Linked DNA regions of Homo sapiens: region 1 is linked to region 2. A link is an interaction called in ENCODE POLR2A ChIA-PET data of the cell type or tissue named here. Cell type or tissue: Panc1. All regions are shown on one strand. Each heading gives the region's core, and the rest is flanking DNA. Links, peaks and the distances in the headings are about the cores only.

Region 1 (2,910 bases), core at 183-2,682, 250 kb before region 2:
GAAAGAAAGAAAGGAAAGAAATAGGCCGGGCACGGTGGATCACACCTGTAGTCCCAGCACTTTGGGAGGCCAAGGCGGCGGATCACAAGGTCAGGAGTTCAAGACCAGCCTGGCCAGCATGGTGAAACCCCCGTCTCTACTAAAAATACAAAAAATTAGCCGGGCATGGTGGTGTGTGCCTGTAATCTCAGCTACTCGGGAGGCTGAGGCAAGAGAATTGCTTGAACCCAGGAGGCAGAGGTTGCAGTAAGCCGAGATCAGCCACTGCACTCCAGCCTTAGGGATAGAGCGAGACTCCATCTCAAAAAAAAAAAAAAAAGGGAAAGAAGTTAGGAAGTTGATACTATTTCAGACTGTAGAGTCTGGTTATTTTCCCAGGTCAGGCTGGCTGAGCAGAGTGAACTTGTCTCTCCAGGGGTCCCACTTTAGCATCATTTCACATGTACTAGGGCTTGCGGCGTGGGCTATCTAGAGCCAAATAGAGATCTAGAGCCAAAGAGAGTGCATTTTCTGTCAAACTCATAAGAAAGAGGAATGGTCAGCATCTGAAAGTTCCTTTTTTTTTTTTTTTTGAGACGGAGTCTCGCTCTGTGGCCCAGGCTTCAGAGCAGTGGCGAGATCTCAGCTCACTGTAACCTCTACCTCCTGGGTTCAAGCAATTCTCCTGCCTCAGCCTCCTGAGTAGCTGGGATTACAGGCGCGTGCCACTACGCCCGGCTAATCTTTGTATTTTTAGTAACAACAGGGTTTCACCATGTTGGTCAGTTTGGTCTGGAACTCCTGACCTTGTGATTTGCCTGCCTTAGCCTCCCAAAGGGTTGGAATTACAGGCATGAGCCACCGCGCCCGGCAAGAGTTCTTATACCTCAAGCCCACCATAGTTAAGAACTCAGGCTCTGGAATCTAAGATGTCCAGGTTCAAGTCCCAGCCCTGCTACCCCTTGCTAACTGTCACCACTTAGACAGTTGATTTAACCTCTTTGAGCTCTAACTTCCTCATCTGTAAAATGACCAAATCCATTTCTTTTTGTTTTCTATTTTACTAATTTTTACATTTCGGTGTATTCATCCCTTCTATTCTTTCCTATATTTCATTATGATTCTCCTTTTTTTGTTTGTTTTGTTTTGTTTTGTGATGGAGTTTCGCTCTTGTTGTCCAGGCTGGAGTGCAATGGCACGATCTCAGCTCACTGCAACCTCTGCCTCCTGGGTTCAAGCAATTCTCCTGCCTCAGCCTCCCAAGTAGCTGGGATTACAGGCACCCGCCACCACGCCCGGCTAATTTTTTGTATTTGTAGTAGAGACGGGGTTTCACCATGTTGGTCAGGCTGGTTTCTTTCTTTCCTTTTTTTCTTTCTTTCATCTTTTATTCTCTGTTAGCCAAGGCTGGAGTACAGTGGCACAATCATAGCTTACTGCAGCCTCAAATTCCTGGGCTCAAGAGATCCTCTCACCTCAGCCTGTCAAGTATCTAGCTCACGTTTTATTTATTCATTTATTTATTTTAGAGATGGGGTCTCACTATGTTGCCCTGGTTGGTCTCCAACTCCTGGACTTAAGGGGTTCTCCTGGCTCACTCTTTTCAGTTGCTGAAATTACAGGTGTGAGCCACCGTGCCCAGGGAGCATTTCCACACATAAAGGAACAATCTGGGACTGTCAGTTAACCTCCTGAACTAATAGGGTGACCACGTGGTTCCAGTTGGTCTGGGACTTTCCTGGTTTTAGCACTAAAATTCTCATGTTCTGGGAAAACCCTCAGTTCTGAGCAAACTGGAATGGTTGGCCACCTTACCAGGTTGTCCTTAATGCTTGGAAATTCCAGAACATTCTGATGATAGAATGATCCAGTGATGCCCAAATGCAGAGTAAGAAAGAAGGACATCCACATACCTGAAGCACCAATTGCAAATGAGGATACCTCATCCTGCTTCAGACTGACAAAAAATTTACTGGGATGTGGCCCAAGAATGTGTATTTCTCCCAGGGGATTTTTATGTGTACTCAAGTTTAGGAGAACCAAAGTTCTCAAATTGTAGATGGCAGCCCAAGACAGAGGTCCTGATAACAGCCACTGTAGTCAGGTGTAGGAGAGAAGAGAGGAGAGGAAAAACCCTGGGCGTTGGAGCTGAGCTGGCACCTGACTTCCCATTTATTTCTGGGTAATAAATGACCTCCTGAAGGCTCAGTTTTTTAATGTATTAAATGGGGATAATTAAAGGCTATAATATGTGTAAAGCCCCTGACATCCAGTAAGTGTCTGATAAATTTTAGTTCCCCTTCCTTAGACTTTGATGCAGAATTGCAAGAACTGGCCATAAAAAGCAATTCTGCACATGGAAAAACTACTTTTCAGAATATTTCCTCATTAGGACCTCAGTTTCAAAACCTCCCAGGAAGTATCTTTTAGACATTAACATCTGAAAAATACAATAAAGAGTTGCTCTGTTTCTTTCCAGATGGCTTCTCTTTATGGCTTGGCTGTTGGGAAGTTCAAAGTCAAATACTGAAAATCTAATCATTTAAAAGCCACTCTTTTTTTTTTTTTTTTTTGAGACAGAGTCTTGCTCTGTCACCCAGGCTGGAGTGCAGTGGCGCAATCTCGGCTCACTGCAACCACTGCCTCCCGAGTTCAAGCAAGTCTTGTGCCTCAGTTTCCCAAGTAGTTGGGACTACAGGCGTGCACCACCATGCCTGGCTAATTTTTGTATTTTTAGTAGAGACAGGGTTTTGCCATATTGGCCAGGTTGGTCTTAAACTCCTAGGCTCAAGCGATCCTCCTGCCTCGGCCTCCCAAAGTGCTGGGAATACAGGCACGAGCCACTGTCCTCAGCTGAAGTGTTTTATTGCATACATATTATTGATTTCTTTCTTTCTTTCTTTTTTGTGATGGAGTCTCGCTCTGTTGTCC
Region 2 (2,910 bases), core at 208-2,707:
TGTTTGCCCAGCGTGCCTTGCCGTGGATCCTGGTTCACCCAGGCTCCACCCTGCCCAGTCAACTCACCTCTATTAAAGCTTACTTCCCCGAGGTTTCCATCCTTTAGGTTCCATGAGCTTGATCTTGGGGCTTGATGGACTAAACAGCAAACTCAGATGGCCAAGTGGCTGCCACGGGCCTGAACTTTGCAATAGATGAACTTGTACAAGCATTTTCTTCATTTATTAAAAAAAAATTAGATGCTGGCATTTAAAAATTAGGTATTTGCTCTTAAAAATTCTCCACCTTTGTTATTTTCTCTTGACTAAATGGACAGGTCCTGCCACAATGGGTCTGCAGTCCCCCAAGGTAACATGTGGCTGGTGCTGAGGAGGGGCACCCCCTTTAGGTGGGCACCTGCCCTTCAGGTAGCCACAGACCACACCTGACTCACTGGCCTCATACATACACATGCCCTTCTGGCCTCACTGGGACTCCACCTTGGAGGCCAGAGACATAAATGCAACCCCTTTCCTGCCTTATATACCAGGACTACACGTCACAGTTCACAAGGCCAAACCAGACCCATTCTCTTACCTGTTCTCTCTCCAGCCCAGTGAGGTGGACAGTGATTATTATTCACCCTATTTTACAGATGCAGAAACTGAGGCTCCAAGATGACCTAGGACTAGGTCATGCGGTAACGGCCTGGCCACTTTGACTTGGAATCTGGCCCTCAGCTCACCTGTTGTCCCCGGCTCTCTTCTGTTCACTGCCCGCTCTTTCCAACCCTCGGTCTCAGGCTCCTTGCAGTGACTGCGCTGATTGTCACAAGCCTCGGTTCAGCCCACACCAGTGTGGACAGATGTCTTCCCTTTTCAAGCCTCCATTTGTTCACCTGCTAAACCTGCCTGCAGATTGCGCTGCACACAATCTAGCACTTCAGGGGCTCATGAAAATGGGAAAGGGGAAGGCTGGGAAAGGGCCATCAAAGAAGTGGTGCTTAGGGGAAGGGAGAAACCCAGTCTTCCATCAATCAGAATAGTTTCACTTTTATCATATGTGTCTGTGTGTGCGTATATGCATATATCCGCACACACACACACACACACCCAGGTTTTGTGACATTTTCTTTTGTAAACAAAAAAGTCCCTTTGCTCAAAAAGAAAGGAAAATGTTTTCAAACAGTTGGACTTTGTGAATGCCAAGGGCTTCCTTCCAGTTCTTTTCAGATTTTTGAAAACCAAGTGGGTTGCTCTCAGTTAGAACTCAAGTAGCATGATGGAGAAGGAGGAAAAAAGGACCTGACTAACGAGGACGTCACTGTGAGACAAAGATCATGCAGGGATCGGCCTGCGGTGTGTCTCATTTCCTGTGGGTAACAGGCACCACAATAGTTCTGTGGGTGGTGACAGGCTCGGCTGCCAGCATTCCCCTCCCAGGAAGGCGGTCAGGCAACCCTGGGGAATGTGTCCAGCTTGAAAGTCTTCGAGGCTTGGTCTTTGGAAAGCGGCAGGGAAGCCCCCCTCCGTCCTCCATCATTGCTGGAGGCCTTGTGACACTGGGACGATGCAGGACTTGGGGTCTAGGGGGCCTGAGCTGAATGCTGCCTCTGTCTCTGACAACCTGTGGAATGTTCAGCAAAAGACACAGCTTCTTGGAGGCCTGGCTTATGTGTCTGGGAGGTGTGGCAGAAGCAGTCCCAGCCTGAAGGGATGCTGCCATCCTAAAGAGATGAGGTCTGTAAAGGAGTGTGGTCCCAGAGGAGGGACTCGGTGTCTAGAACTGTAATTAGTGTCTCAAACCTGTCCACTTCTTGTCACTTCTTCAGGAATCACCAGGCCAATCTCCATCAGCTCTCCCAAGAAATATGACCTGTATTAACTAGCTCCTAATGACCTTCAACAGCCATTCTCCACCACAGCAGCAAAATAAAATCTTCGAATGTTATCAACAGGGGCCAAGACTTCTTACTTAATATCTGTGAGTAGCTTCCCTGCTCAGATAGGATTATGTCTGCATTCCTTGCACAGCCCGTACAGCCTGCATGAGGAGGTCCCCGCCCACGGCTCCAATCTTACTTCCATCATTCTCCCCCTACCCTACCTCTCCACCCTCAGCAACCACGGCCTTGTTTCTCTTCCTGAAATGTACTAAGCTCACTAAGCTCATTCCCACCCCCGTGCCTTTGCCAGGGCTGTCCCCTCCTCCTGGAAGAAAGAGCCTTGCTCTCTTCCTGTCTGGCACCTTTAACCTTTCCTGTCTCATCTCAGATGTATCTCCTCAGAGACAATTTTGGGATCCACCGATTAAAAGTAGCACACCCCGCCCCCAGACACACTCAGGCAAAAGTAGCACACACCCCCCCATCCATACTCAGGCAAACTCTATCGCGGGACCTTGTTTATTTCCCTCAGTGATCTCCCAGACCTACAATTTTGTTGGCAAATTTTGTCTTTAATTTTGTAATTTTAACGTTGTAGTTTTAATAATTTTAACCTTGTTTTTAAACTTATCTACTAATACTTTTTAGCTGCATGCTTCCCCTTCGAATATGAACCCCTGATGTCAGGGACCCTGTCCCCTTTGTTTGCTGAATATACCTCCAGCGCCTAGTTCAAGGCTTGGCACATGTTTCTGCAAAGGGCCAGTTGGCAAAAATTTTAAGCCTTATGAGCCATGCAGTCTAGTCAACTAGTCAACCCAACCAGTCAACCCTAGTCATGCAACTAGTCAACCCTCATGTTTTTGTGTGAAAGCAGCTAGACAACATGTAAATGAATGAACATGGCAATGTTCCAATAAAAATTTATTTATAGAAACAAGGGTTGCATTTTTAATACCCCTGGTCTAGCTCACTGCCAGGATTCTAAATATTCTACAAATATTTGTTAAGTGAATGACCAGATTATTAGAAATCATCTGAACTT

What was found. Peaks named below come from ENCODE experiments on the same cell type or tissue, not always from the same donor. Only the 100,000 strongest peaks of a DNase experiment are listed, where the experiment ranks them.
Region 1: POLR2A ChIA-PET joins it to region 2 with 11 read pairs; 4 of 35 experiments call an interaction of 5 or more read pairs at or near these places.

Annotation. Positions count from the first base shown.
Region 1 is chr20:53,697,742-53,700,651 of GRCh38, forward strand. No RefSeq gene overlaps it. Among named protein-coding and RNA genes, the nearest start is that of ZNF217, 110 kb to the left of the region's middle. RefSeq lists a silencer at 835-1,035. In Panc1, for the core only: no CTCF peak of the experiment used is centred there; no DNase peak of the experiment used is centred there; H3K27ac peaks cover 2,500 bases.
Region 2 is chr20:53,948,132-53,951,041 of GRCh38, forward strand. The region is part of intron 12 of BCAS1 (brain enriched myelin associated protein 1); the gene reads right to left. Among named protein-coding and RNA genes, the nearest start is that of BCAS1-AS1, 34 kb to the left of the region's middle. RefSeq lists an enhancer at 966-1,065. In Panc1, for the core only: no CTCF peak of the experiment used is centred there; a DNase peak (open chromatin) is centred at 1,368; H3K27ac peaks cover 2,058 bases.